Linked DNA regions of Homo sapiens: regions 1 and 3 are each linked to region 2. A link is a contact called in ENCODE Hi-C or POLR2A ChIA-PET data. All regions are on one chromosome and are shown on one strand. The core of a region is the stretch at or near the end of the contact, and the rest is flanking DNA. Distances in the headings are between cores, read along the strand shown. Region 1 has its middle 15 kb from the start of IATPR. Region 2 overlaps ITGB1 (integrin subunit beta 1). Region 3 has its middle 38 kb from the start of IATPR.

What was found. A loop is a pair of places that touch in the nucleus more often than their neighbours do. ChIA-PET counts read pairs that join two places held with the same protein, here RNA polymerase II (POLR2A). Pooled maps may share reads with other maps.
Region 1: a loop to region 2 is called in a map of CD4-positive, alpha-beta memory T cell, with 2.6 times the contacts of the local background. The contact joins two enhancer-like sites. A Hi-C loop is called at or near these places in 2 of 168 maps with a recorded cell type or tissue (B cell and CD4-positive, alpha-beta memory T cell) and 3 of 50 pooled maps. POLR2A ChIA-PET finds 5 or more read pairs at or near these places in 3 of 52 experiments (A549, PC-3 and activated T-cell).
Region 3: a map of B cell shows a loop between it and region 2 (3-fold over the local background). The contact joins two enhancer-like sites. A Hi-C loop is called at or near these places in 2 of 168 maps with a recorded cell type or tissue (B cell and CD4-positive, alpha-beta memory T cell). POLR2A ChIA-PET finds 5 or more read pairs at or near these places in 6 of 52 experiments (CD8-positive, alpha-beta memory T cell, HepG2, PC-3 and 2 more).

The regions. Positions count from the first base shown.
Region 1 is chr10:33,129,889-33,134,511 of GRCh38, reverse strand. No RefSeq gene overlaps it. Among named protein-coding and RNA genes, the nearest start is that of IATPR, 15 kb to the right of the region's middle. RefSeq lists an enhancer at 1-745. Within about 2 kb of position 1,736, at least 4 of the 41 ENCODE cell types and tissues checked have a DNase peak (open chromatin) inside an H3K27ac peak, as active enhancers do; they include PC-3, where a contact is called at or near this core.
Region 2 is chr10:32,926,657-32,931,596 of GRCh38, reverse strand. It overlaps ITGB1 (integrin subunit beta 1), which reads left to right. Exons shown (of 16, transcript NM_002211.4): 4 at 1,553-1,775; 5 at 3,333-3,503. Among named protein-coding and RNA genes, the nearest start is that of SNORA86, 28 kb to the right of the region's middle. Within about 2 kb of position 1,801, at least 2 of the 41 ENCODE cell types and tissues checked have a DNase peak (open chromatin) inside an H3K27ac peak, as active enhancers do; they include PC-3, where a contact is called at or near this core.
Region 3 is chr10:33,152,839-33,157,708 of GRCh38, reverse strand. No RefSeq gene overlaps it. Among named protein-coding and RNA genes, the nearest start is that of IATPR, 38 kb to the right of the region's middle. Within about 2 kb of position 3,598, at least 5 of the 41 ENCODE cell types and tissues checked have a DNase peak (open chromatin) inside an H3K27ac peak, as active enhancers do.

The DNA.
Region 1 (4,623 bases), core at 487-2,986, 200 kb before region 2:
AGCTACAGCACTGGCAATAGTGGAGCCATGGGCTGTGTGTCAGCTGGCAGATGAGCTGGCAGATGATCTGGAAATTAAGGTGGCTGTTTTGCCATCCCGTCTCTTTGAGCTGGTGGAGCCTCTAAGCTGGGACTCTGAGCAGAATCTAGAAATGACTGGTTATCTCCTGTTCACTGATACTCGTCGACTGGAAAATATTACTGGGTACTGAACTGGCACAACTCTGCCTTGAAATGACTCAACCTGCATGAGTGGGGTGAGTCATCGCCCTCTGCCACCTTACAGCACAGGCCCCACGTGTTGGTTTTTATTACCCTGCATAAGGTCCAGGCCTCATTCAAGTAGGACTCCAAGGCTGCCTGTCCTCACTTCCTCCATTAGGAAAGAGGTGACGAAGGTGGATAACAATTTTACCACCTGGGGATGTGGATTTCTGCCTTCTATTCGTCATTCCTGACATAGGTTTGGCAAGTCTGTGGGTGCCTTTGCTCCTTGCTCGCAGCTAGAACTGAGAATCCTAACAGCCAGAGAGGTTATTATTTTTCTTATGTTGTCACTAGATTCCAGCTCTGAAATTGCAGGTAATTATCTCTCAATGACCAGCATGCCATCTTTCTCCTCTCTATTTTACACCCAAGCAGGCAGGATGGTTGCTGTATGGTGCATTTTTATTTAATTAGCTAAAAGGCTTGGATCTGCTTCTGTTACCCATAAATTAATGCCCATTGCAGCATGCCATGTTTATTAGTCATGGTGTGGGATTAGATGTCAAGAACAAGAGCTTCATCTTCATCACTGGGCATTGTCCTGTCCAAAGAAAGCAAATGGTTGAAGAGACCAAAAACAATCTGGAAATCCTGTAAGTAGCATCACATAAGCAAAGCAAAGTAGGCTTTGGCAAAGGGAACACATTCAGTCCCCTGCTAAGAAGAGCCACTGCTGAGCTGAAAGCCCCCATAGCTCTGTTAAAAGTGAGTTAAGGATCTAGAACCAGAAATACCATTTGACCCAGAAATCCTATCACTGGGTATATACCCAAAGGATTATAAATCATTCTACTGTAAAGATACATGCACACTTATGTTTACTGCAGCACTGTTCACAATAACAAAGACTTGGAACCAACCTAAATGTCCATCAATCATAGACTGGATAAATAAAATGTGGCACACATACACCATGGAATAATGGACAGCCATAAAAAAGAATGAGTTCATGTCCTTTGCAGGGACATGGATGAAGCTGGAAAGCATCATTCTCAGCAAACTAACACAGGAACAGAAAACCAAACACCGCATGTTCTCACTCATAAGTGGAAGCTGAACAACGAGAACACATGGACACAGGAAGGGGAACATCACACACTGGGGCCTGTTGGGGGGTGGGAGGCTAGGGGAGGGACAGCATTAGGAGAAATGCCTAATGTAGATGACATTGATGGCTTCAGCAAACCACCATGGCAAGTGTATACCTATGTAACAAACCTGCATGTTCTGCACATGTACCCCAGAACTTAAAGTATTTTTTTAAAAAAGTGAGTTAGGGCACTATAGGAACTGGGCAGGACACACAGCCCAGCCTGGTGGAGTGAACCATGAAGGTGATCCTTGAGTTGAAGCCCAAGATTTAGTAAGAGTTGGCCAGGTGGAGGGTGTGAGCCTACCATTCAGAGGGAGTAGACACATGAACACAGGAGAGAGAAACTGCAGGTGGCGCAGTAGAACTGCAGAGGGGAGAAAGGCACCCTGGGTTCTAGAGGGCAAGGCAGCACTGGATCAGGAAGGTCTTACATGATCTGCATGAAGGATTTTAAGCAGCAGAGCAGCATGATCAGAAGTGCAGTTTCTAAAACTTATGCTGGTGGAAGAGAGGAAGAAGGCAAGAGTGAAAGTAGAGAACCCAGTAAGGAAGCCAGGAAAGAAATGCGGACAGTGGCTGGGCTCTGTGTCTCATGCCTATAATCTCAGCGCTTTGGGAGGTGGAGGCAGGAGGATTGCTTGAGCCCAGGAGTTTGAGACCATCCTGGGCAACATACCAAGACCTCATCTCTACAAAAAATAAAATAAAGAAATAGCTGAACTGGTGGCACATGCCTGTGGTCCTAGCTACTAGGGAGGCTGAGGTGGGAGGATTGCTTTGAGGCTGCAGTAAGCTGTGATTGTGCCACTGCACTTCATCCTAGGCAACAGAGTGAGATGCTTGCTTAAATAAAAAAAAAAAAAGAAGAAATGTGGATAATTAGAAACCTAGGCAGTGGTGGTAACAATGGAAAGAGACAGAGCAGACAGATGTGGGGGACAGTGTGGGGCAGGGGATGTACTGGTCTTTGAGGTTGGTCATCTGGGAGAACATCAGAGCCACTCACTGCAACCAGACACCCAGGAAGGGGAGCAGGTCGGCAGAAGAGGGCACGGGAAAGAAAGATGGAATGATGGCATGTTTCATTTAACCCAGGTTGAACTTGAAGCCTTCCTGTCATATACAGTGTGCACCCATGTGGACTAGTCGCACATGTTCAGGTAACTGTAACATCCTCTGTGCCCCATTGTGACCCTTTCTGCCACCCCTACTGGGGACACAGAAGGAGAAACTGTAGTTAAGTGCAGTGTGAGACTGGGGAAACTGATCAGCTGTGATCTAAAGCAGGGATCCTCAACCCCCCGGGCCATGACAGGTACCAGTCTGTAGCCTGTTAGGAACTAGACCAAACAGAAGAAGATGAGGGGTGGGCAAGCAAGGGAAGCTGAGCTCTGCCTCCTGTCAGATCAGTGATGGCATTAGATTCTCACAGGAGTGCGAACCCTATTGTGAACCGTGCACACGATGGATCTAGGTTGCATGGCCCCTTACGAAAATGTAATGATAGACCAGGCACGGTGGCTCATGCCTGTAATCCCAGCACTTTGGGAGGCCGAGGCAGGTGGATCACAAGGTAAAGAGATCGAGACCATCCTGGCCAACATGGTGAGACCCCATCTCTACTAAAAATACAAAAATTAGCTGGGCTTGGTGGCGTGCGCCTGTAGTCCCAGCTACTTGGGAGGCTGAGGCAGGAGAATCGCTTGAACCCAGGAAACGAAGGTTGCAGTGAGCCGAGATCACGCTACTGCACTCCAGCCTGGTGACAAAGCGAGACTCCGTCTCAAAAAAAAAAAAAGAAAGAAAGTATAATGATAAATGAAATGTGCTTGAATCATCCCAATACCATTTCCTGTCCCTCTCTGTGGAAAAATTGTCTTCCACAAAACTGGTCCCTGGTGCCCAAAAGTTTGGGGACTGCTGATCTAAAGCATTCTCTGAATTCACATCAACACTCACAAAACGCATTTGTGCTCATAGAAATGTTATATGGTTCATGAGAAGAAAAAGATAACAATCTTTTAACTCCAATTTAAAGGACTGTAATCAATTTTTTAAAGGTCTATGAAGGAAAAGCTATAGCCCCATTATAAATTCTGAAAAGAGCCAACTGGTCATGATCCGTTTTGCTACTGAGTAAAAGTATCAAGATTCAGGTAGTTAAGCAATAACAATGAAGAATGCCTACTCTGTGAAAAGGCACCGGGAGATACAGAGATATCCATGACGGCTCACATCCTCAAAGTATTTGTCATTTTAAAGGGCATTCAGGAACAGCAATAGCTATAACTAAAGGTATCTATTTCATAAATAGTGTTAGCTAACTATCGTCAATACGCCAGGGTGAGGAAGACTAATTCTTATTTATTTATAGAAAGATAGGATCTCGCTATGTTGCCCAGACTGGTCTTGAAAGCCTGGCCTCAAGCAATCCTCCTGCCTCGGCCTCCCAAAATGCTGAGAGTAAAGGAGTGAGCTGCCACATCTGGCCTGGGGAGATTAGTTTTGATTGGGTTGTGAGAAACCATGAGTGGCTTCACGGGCCTAAAGTCATGTTAGCCTAGGATGCTCTATGAATCCCCCAAGACCTGGCCTTGGAGGACAAGTAGGATTTCACCTAAATTCCACATGGGGTTTTCTTGCCATCATGAGATAAGAAGGTCACAGTCAAGTCTCAAGCATACACAGCATGTCAAACCATATGAAACAGCCATTTTTATAGGTAAAAGATGGTTGAATATTGAACAATTTCATAGAGTTCAATCTAATAATCCAGCTTTATCTGAATTTAGAATTCCTAATATGAGCTGGGGCTCCTATAACCTCCTGCAGAGGCTTGGCTTGTGGTCACCATAAGCATCTTCACATCAGCTGCTGAAGGAGCAACATTCCACAGAGCCCACTCTTTTCCCAGACCAAGTTTACATGGTTTGAAAACTAGACATTTTGCGCAATGCATTGGTGCTGTCTGCCTCCCTCCCGGGGCTCCCAGTCTGTGAACATTAAAAGAAAATCAATAGGATTAGGTCATGTTTTTGATGGCACGTGCACCTGACAGGCCTCGCATCTTAAATTCTCGCTAAAATAAAAGCTCTTAACCCTCTGCAGCTTCTGGGGGATCCACATTAACTTCTCATTCAACCTTTCCTGGAGTAGATTAATCACAAGAGCCGCACCATTATCCCAGCCCTACTTTGCTGAAACTCGCCCAGTGTTGGAAAACTCAGTTTGAACCCAGTCCTGCACCCCAAAGGAGAATCCTCT
Region 2 (4,940 bases), core at 552-3,051:
TTGGGATTACATTGGCAACAGTGGAGGAAATATGGAGTGTTGTGAGTTTGTCTCAGGCAAGGCTTATGTAACTGAAGCTCTTGGTTTTCATATCTGAAAATGAGGATGATAATATCCGCTTTATCTATTGTTACAATAATTAGAATTGATGAACTTAAAGCAGTTTCACTTAAAAACTTCTAAATAAGTGGTAGCTGCTATTATTGTTAACATATCCATTTTATGGGGACTACAGTTTATCTGTAGTTAAGGATTATCTTAGCCTTTGAGCTTTGGAGCATAATCCTTAAAATTTTAAAGGCTTTCTGAATATATTCAGTGAAATTGTATTTGGGTGTCATGATTGTAAATTTCGTGGATTGATTAGTATTTAGAAATGTGTAATTCACTAGGATCTTGTGCTTTGGTAGGTAGTAGTTTAGGTTTAATAAATAGTGCAGCTTTGAATTATCTGATTCTTGGTATTCCCTTCCAGTTGTTGATTACATAAATACTCTCATTAGTATGATGTTTCTCTTAAAAAATCTTATGTAAAAACTATTGTGTATTCTTTAAATTTAAATATCTTCACTTACTGTTACTTTATACAGCACCGTTAAATTGATATTTGATAAATAAATACCATATATAATGTCACTGTTTCCCCCACATTTTCACATTTCTTGAAACACCTTTATTCACAGTCTTTATATAGATCTTTAACAGCAGTGTTTTTGAATTCACTAAGGCACTTTTCAGTTATATGATTAAATTTTTATTTCTAAGTTGTTTGATGTATACCACATTTAAAATCTCTGTCATTACTAGAAATTTTACTACTGCAAATATCCATTCACCTGCCATTAAGAACTTTTTTTCCTTTTTTGAAATTTACCTGCCATTAGGACCTTTTACCCTTGTCATATACTTACTCCTTTTACCCTTGTCATATACTTACTATTTTGCTTTTTAAAAGTTTTTTAAAAACTTATTTACAATAATAGCTAATACTTAAAGTTTTTTCAAACCTGTGGGAATACTTATTTAATCGGTGCTAAATTTCGTGTTGTCCTTTTAAAAAATGCAATAATTAATTGAGATGTTTTTAAGCTCGTCTGTTTTCCCTAAACATCGGGTTGTTCAGCATATTGCGATGGGGAGAGTGCCACATAATATGAGACGCTTTGTAAGGACTTTTCAAAGGGAAATTTTGGAGAAATGATCTGATATTTGGGTGTATGTATACATTATTAGTAGCCATTAACCATGCTCAATTAGTGATTTCACTAAAGAAATTGCTTTTGATTAGATACTCTGAATTACAAGATAGAGCATTTACTGTGTACACTTGGGTCAGTTCTGGGAAAGGTATTACTTTCTTGGAAATGATTGTTTTTTAACAAGAACACTTACCACAGTTTGGATGAAGGGAGCATTTTGTTTAAAAGCCAGAATTGGGGTACATTAGATGTGATTTGATGTTTTGCAATTTAATTGCTTATTTGCAATTATTATGTAAAAAGGTTTGACCATTACAATTTTCATTTATACCTATATTTTATATGTCATTTAGACATTTTTACAGGAAGGAATGCCTACTTCTGCACGATGTGATGATTTAGAAGCCTTAAAAAAGAAGGGTTGCCCTCCAGATGACATAGAAAATCCCAGAGGCTCCAAAGATATAAAGAAAAATAAAAATGTAACCAACCGTAGCAAAGGAACAGCAGAGAAGCTCAAGCCAGAGGATATTACTCAGATCCAACCACAGCAGTTGGTTTTGCGATTAAGATCAGGTATGGAAGCCCAACTCTGTGAATACCTGCGTGTTTACTTGAGGCATTCGACACCAGCTTTATGCAAACTCTGACCAGTTTCTGTTGAAGGCTCGTTTTTACATGTGGACTGGCACTCAAAAATGTGGAATTGTTTAAATTTTAGAAAATTTTTGCAGATATAACAATTGTAAGACATATTTACTTGGAATAATATTAAATGTTGCCTAATATTCAAAGTAAATTTTGTTAAAGATTCAGAAAGTATTAATTAGCTTTAGTGAGTTTTAAAAATGAAAGTGTTCATCCTCTGGTCTAATTACATAATATATTATAAAAGCAACATTTTAACCTGTTCTTTTCCTTTGTATTTGTTTAGTATTATTAAACTGTTAAGGTTTTTGTAATTATGTCTGTTAGTCCCACATCTAAACATGAAGGAAAAAACAAGCCCTCATCCTCGCTTTTCTGGTTTCCGACCTTTCTTGTCAGGAGAATGGTAGAGTGGCCCTGTCCCCTGACTTCCCTCCCGGCCCCTCCTCAACCAGGTCAGCCCTCTCCTCCTCATCCTGCTCTAGCAAAGCTCCACCATCGCCTTCAGCCCGCAGACCCAGGGGACCCTTGTCAGGATTTTTTTTAACTCTTCTGTACCAAGTAACACTTTGTACTTTTTGAAATGCTCTGTCCTTGATCAATGATACCACTCCTCGGTTTTTCTTTGTGTCTCTTACCATTGCCTTCCAGGCCTCTTTTTGTGTCTTTTTTCTTCCTCCCTTTTTGCAGTCCACCTAAATGTCAGTTTTCCTCTCGTGGCTTTAAAACCCAATTGTATGCTGCAGCAACACAGACTTTTCTTGAGCTCCAAACCCATTTCTCCAATTGCCTATTAGAAATCTATATAGAGAAAACTACAAGTTAAAATTTTAATTACATTTTCATCCAAACCTCTCTCCTGTATTTCCTAAGTAAATTACATTAACGTCTCTTGTATCTCTCTCTTCTCCTCCTTCATCATCTCTCTCTGGGTTTCTTTTGTAGATTAGCTAGTCTCTTTGCCTCATAATGATAATAAAAATAAAATAATAAATAATAAATAATAATAAATAAATAATTATTTTTAAAGCTGTCTGCCAGGCTTTCTAAAGTAAAGATCGGATCATGTTATTCACTTGCAGGGAGTGGCATCCCACTACACACAGAACAGAGTTCACAACTTCAGTGTCTAAAAAGTCAGTTGTACCCTATCACGTGTTCTGCCTTGCCCTCTCCAGACTAATTTATGGTGTTCTATTTGTTTTCTTCTCTTATAAACTGACTTTTTGTCTGTTTTGTCCACTGTGGATTGGGAATATCTTTTTTATCTTTGCATCCTGAAGGCCTGGTGTTTAAAGTATTTGTTGAATGAAACTGAATACATACCCATTGAGTTACTTATGGAATTCCCAGGTTTTTGTAAAAATTATGACAACATGTTTTATTTTATTGTGTTTACCGTGTAAACCACATTTATTTGGTTTTTCTCGTTTGCGTTTGATTGCCAACAGGCAAGTTTCATTTTCTAATCTCTTGTCTAATTAGGGGAGCCACAGACATTTACATTAAAATTCAAGAGAGCTGAAGACTATCCCATTGACCTCTACTACCTTATGGACCTGTCTTACTCAATGAAAGACGATTTGGAGAATGTAAAAAGTCTTGGAACAGATCTGATGAATGAAATGAGGAGGATTACTTCGGACTTCAGAATTGGTAGGAATGTTGGGAACATTGACCATTTTCATTATAAAGTCTTGGCAATTCTCAAATGTTGTTTTATATTTTATTCCTTTGTTACTCACAACATACTTGTGAGATAAACAAGCCAGTTTTTTAGCCTTTTCTGAGTGGAAGTTGATATTCCAGTCACACGTTTAATAATCTTTTCTGCCACCTTGTTCCTCTGTCACTGGATGCTACTGTTTGACACAGATTGTACCTCATAGATAATGACTTGCATGCTTATTTTCATACTAACTTGATCATTTATCTTATGACTTACTTTATTTTATTTTTAAGAGTTTCACTCTTGTCGCCCAGACTGGAGTGCAGTGGTGTGATCTCGGCTCACTGCAACCTCCGCTTCCCGGGTTCAAGTGATTTTCCTGCCACAGCCTCCCGAGTAGCTGGGATTACAGGCATCTGCCACCACCCCCAACTAATTTTTTGTATTTTTAGTAGAGATGGGGGTTTCACCATGTTGGCCAGGCTGGTCTCGAACTCCTGACCTCAGGTAATCCAGCTGCCTTGGCCTCCCAGAGTATTGGGACTACAGGCGTGAGCCACCATGCCTGGCCCTTATGACTTATTTTATAAACATGTGTTGAATACCCAGATTTTATCTAATTGCTAATTAGTATGTCTGCACCTGCCCGTACAGCCTGATCTCATCTTAGACCTGGATTTTTCATATGATGATGATCTGCTTTCCAAACCTTATTTTTCCCATTTCATGCATCCCCAGCTTAACCTCTTTTTTGCCTGCTTCTCTCCACTCCTGTTGCTCTAGAGGTTTAGCAACAGAATATTAGAAAGATTTGACAGTTATGAGGCCTAAGAGCTGCCTTTCAAAAATTAGCCCTATTTTAGTGGAAACATTTAAAAATAGCACTTGCTTAAAATGTTCTTTTATTCTGTAAGCATAATTCAAGGACCATGGCATTAGGGAGCTCCTATCAAATTAGTGTTTTTTAAAATGGCCAGAATTCTAGAATATTTGTTTATTCATTTGTTCAGCATGTCATTATTGAGAGCTGGTGTGCCAAGAAAATGAATGTGAGTTATTTTTAAAGTAGGGAGGCAAAATAAAAAGATTGTCTTAGGTCTTAGTCCATTTGTGCTGCTTTAAGAAAATACTATAAACTGGGTGGCTTATGAACAACAGAAATTTATTTCTCACAGCTCTGGAGGTGAGAAGTCCAAGATCCAGGCAGATTGAGCATCTGGTGAGGTCCCTCTTCTGGGTTCATAGATGATACCTTCTTGCGATGTACTCACATAGCAGCAGGGAGACAGCAGCTCTCTGGGGCTTCTTTGATGAGGTCACTGTAGGAGTCTATTCTTACGTTGCTATAAAGACATATCTGACACTGGGTAATTTATGAAGAAAAGAGGTTTAATTGGTTTACGGTCCTGCAAGCTCTACAGGAA
Region 3 (4,870 bases), core at 2,349-4,848, 220 kb before region 2:
CCCTTTTTGACAGAGAAAAAACAAAGGTGGTAACCACCTGACCAAGTTCACCCAAATAAACACATAATGGCCAAGGCAGAAATGAAACCTGGCTCCTTGCAGAGAAACCTGACTCCTGAAATTCACTGTCACTTGTTTCAACTCTTTTTTGTACTCAGCCTTGTCTCAAAGACTAATGGTCTCTATTTCTGTGCAGCTCCAGGAGGAGTTGTTAGTGAGACACAGAGTGGAGGGAAGAATAGGATTTCAGAGGGGACAAGAAGGAAAATGCCGGAATCTTGCAATATTAAATCATGGAAATGGAGATGGGAACATATAAGGTCCCGTAATCTTAGAGGTTCACATAGCATTAGCTCTTCAAGAAATAGTATCGGAATATGATGCAATCCCAGTGGGACTGAAAATGTGTCATTTCCTGTTGAGGAGCAATGACTTTTAGGTATTTGGTGCCAATGTGTCTGCATGCTGTTCTAATAGGAAAGAGAACAAGACATTGGTGGGGATCATTGCTGTCAGAGAAGACTCAGGAGTATATGGTCCTTCCTAGCACACTCGAGGGTAGGGTCTCTGGATGATACTACAGAGCATTTTCACCTCCTCTGGTATGAAGATTTTCAGAAAACCAGCTGGTGACCATCTCACTCCATACATAAAGGAAGTGTGGGCAAGATGGTGTAGAGGAAACCCAGCAATGGACTGGACTGATTGAAGAAAAGAATCAGGAAAGAAAAGCCGTTCCTCAAGAGCCTCCTAAGGAATCTTGGTTATTTAAGATATTTCTATAGAGACGATGGTATAGACTAATGTTTATGGGAAGTGCCATATACAACTACATCCCTCTTGAAGAATCTCAGTGTATCTCACCACACTAAAGCCATTTTGATATGCTAAAGTACACTTTAATCCAGAATTCCCCAAATTTACTTACTCATGGAAAAATTTGCATATTCAATACTTTGATAATGTCCCCATTCTAAGAAATGGTTGAATAGCAATAGACTAAGAAACATATTTGTTTGTACAAATGAATATCAGGGCACATTATGGTTAGAAACTTTACCCCAAGATGTAAAGAAGTGATTCTTGAGACATTTGGTCTCATTGAGCAAATAAAGGACCAAAAAAAAAAAAAAAAGCCTTAGAACAGTCTCGATATGCAAGACTGCGATGTGCGATGTACAGGAATCTCTTAGGGAGAAATTCTTGGCCAGAATTTACAACTTGTTCCCTATCCGTTTCTATCAACAAATGCTTCATGCTAATGAGTCTGGCGTTATCACTCATCATCATCTCCATGTTAATCACCGTGATTGCCTCAGTTGTGCGTTTATAACACTAAGTTAAACAATGCAGACAACACTTTCTTCTTCCCTGACTGTGACAGTGTATCATAATTGAGTCATTTCTGCCCCCCTGGTCACCTTGGTATTCTCGGAAGTGCATTCTCTGTATATTAATCCTCTAGTTAAATATTGATAGCAAGCCTCTGCCTTCATATTTACTTTGTTGCTCCATTATTGCTACATACGTGGTGATTATTTGTTTCTGTCTTTTCAGCCTGTTTAATCAGGACTGAGTCAACGTTCTCTATGTTTAACCTTCTTGTCCAATCATTGTTGGAGAGTGTTTTGGAGAATATTCTGAAATCAGCTTGGAAAGAATTCTCTGCACTTGGTGTATGCCCCATCATAACCAGTAGGGGTCAGAAGGGCATTTCTCTCTGGGGTCAGGTGGTTGGTGGTGAGAAAGCAAAGTCCTGGAGGCATTGTCTTGGGTTGAACATCTCTCCTTAAACATTGTCTCCAAAAAGTAGATGAGAGAGAGAGACAGAGAGAGAGAGAGAGAGAGAGAGAGAGAGAAATGTCACAGGGCCAACCTGACAGCTCTTGTGTTTTTAATGGAGTGTTGGCCCTGGAGCTCTCACAGGATATGAATTTGCAACAAAAGTGGCTATCCCAAAAAGGGCTATGGAGTGGCAGAAAATGTGCCTGCCAAAAATAGAGACCTGGGTGCGATCCCTGGTCTTGATGAGTGTCTATTGGAGATTTCTGGGCAAGTAACTGAACTCTTTCCATTTGTGCCAGCTGATCACGGTCTTGTGAGAGCATTAAGTGATACATGAACAGGGAGCATATTTGAAAATACACCATTCTCTGCTACTACAGAAAGATGCACTAAAGCATAGAAATGGAAATATCATCCTTGAAGGCAAGCAAGTCATTCTGCTTTAATGAGAATGGTGTGTGTGGTGGCAGTCTTCAGCTCCAAACTGAAAGCTGTGAACCACCCCCAGAGCAGAAAGACCACCATTGCTTCCCATATGTGTGTATTTTAGGAAGGGGTGATGATTAAGTCTTAGACACCATTTTTGTCACTACCAAAAGAAAAAGACTAAACAGATGTTCTCTGGGCCCTTTCCAAGCCCTGGTTTATTTTGTTCATCAGTGACTTCGGAAGTCTCTTCCCGACCCTTCACTCTTGCAGAAGAGAGGCAAGTAAGAAGTGAATCTTTCAGAAGATGACAATCTGATTTCCAACAATAGTGTCTTGCAGTTTAAAGATTTTAAATAAGTATCATTTGCAAATACATTGTTTAAAGTTTCCCCAGAGATTGCTAGTAAGGCGAATAGCCCTTTGCATTGGTAGAGAAGGAGGACAGAGTCCTAAGTTTTCCAGCGATTTTCAGGTGATCCCTTCCATTCTCCAAGTCCAGGGGAATTTGAGGCTTCTGTGGCATTAGTGATGCCGACAGGCATAAAAACTGAAATCTGAATATCTAAGCTCTGAGTAGTCTGCTTGTTTTGTGTTTGACCCATTATTCAATGGTTGGTGAGTATTTGCCATTCCTCTAAAACTTCGTATTTTGTCACGTTGCCATACTTCTGGAAAATGCCTGGAATACTCCCTCCCCATTCCCTTGGGATTTTCTACTCATTCTTGGAGCTGCAGCTCAAATTTTCCATTCAATGAGATTCTTCTTTGTCCCCGCAAGTGAGAGAGAGAGAGACAGCCACCATCTGTGTCTCCAGAGGGCCTTGTACAGGCGCTATTTATAGCAGCATCATATTATAATTAAATTATGTATTTGTTTTCTGTATTTGTCAGGCTATGGTCAATAAAATAAAGCCCTTTCCAGGTAGTTCAACAGGAGGAATTTAATGCAATAAGCCAGTTACAAAGATGTTGAGAGAGTGAATAAACCAAAGAAGACGTAAGGGGGCATCTCAGATTTTAGTTACACTAGGAAGCTGCTAGCAGTCACAGGGCTAAAAGAACAAAGGTAAAGCATAAGCTGTTACCAGAGCCCAGCAGTCAAGGCTCCCTGGCTAGATCTGGTCCAGTGGAACTAGGATCACTGGAACACCACCTGAAGCAAAGAGAGATGGGGATGATTCTCCCACCATCTACCCAATACCCATCCTCCAATCTCAAGCCAGTGTCCCCACGGCCTTAAACAGAGACCAACGCCTGTTGCTAAGGCTATCTGGGAAATGCAGATTTCAGAGAATGGCCAAGGACTGGATGTGACAGCAAAGAAGCAAGTAACTGCCTCCCATACCCATCTCTCTCAGTAGACACAGAGTTTCATTCTGATTTCTCCAGCACAAGAAAGATACTACACGAGTTTGCTGAGTAAAGTGCTGAACTGAAAGTAAGATCCATTTCCTTTGTATTCTTGTCAAAGGAGCTTATGCCTCTTTAGAAAAATAATACCAACCTTCTTAGCCTAGCCTAAACCATTTTCTTTTTTCCTCCCTTCAGTTACGGTGTTTCCATCTTTGTCTGTTGGCTTTGTACAGTCTACACATTCTCAAACTTCCAGGAGGATGAGAAGCCACTGGTAATCTTGTTTGAAATTTGCATTGAATTTAGTTCTCTGCTCCCAAGGGCCCTGCTCTGTAGGCCAGTCAGGCTAAGAAAGGAGCTGCTTTGCTCTCAGAAACTTTTTAAGTCTTTTCGTTACCAATTTGCCAGCGTGAGCACATAATGAGGTCTTGGAGTAGCAGATAGGGAATTCGTTTCTCAGCCAAGTGGCTGAACTTGTAGCCATCAGATCGTGGACCATTATCTATAATCACTTCACAGATATTCCACAAAGATAATTTTCTTTGTATGATTAAAAAAAAAAAGCCAGGTCTTTCTCAAGGCTTTCATTAAGCCTGGGCCAAAGCAAGATGAGCTCATGTTGATACCTAAGAGGGTGTGTATCTCTTCTCTAAGATGAAACCATGGGGCTTCAGTCCTAGCTGTGAAGCTACCTTCCAAGAAGCAACCAACGGTAACTATATGAATGGGCGTTTACTAGTCTCTGAATCTCTGGGCTGTTTCCCATTCGTCAATTTTTACATGCAGGATCTGTGTTGGTGATGTCTATTTGTCATGACATTCCTCAGAACCTGCTTATACATCAGCTTAGCACCAGATTCCTTGCTCAAGTTCAGGGGGATACAAGATCATAAGCTACTCTGTGGAGAAACAAATCTGGAAAACTCCATGAGAAAAAAAAGTTCTTGTTTGAGAAAGATGGGTAAGTTGGGGACAGTGGTTTGCTGAAGCCAACTTGTGAAGACCCCCAAAAGCTGATTGAGTGCATCTCTTCCCAACTCTGTGTTCAAAATGGCATCATGCTGGTAGCTTGAAATTGACCAGAATGTTGAGTAGTTACACCACAAAGGCTGGCAAACACTGCAACTCGGGGCTTGTTACTATTAAGTCTTCTCAGAAATCTGGTTGCAAAACATGTACCTCTTGAAGGAGAAGAATCCCATCTTTGCCAACCTCTACCCTTTGATAAAGTCCATCAAATAAGGATTACTAAGAACATACTTGTGGCCAAAAAAAAAAAAAAAATAGGTTTGTTAACCAGCTA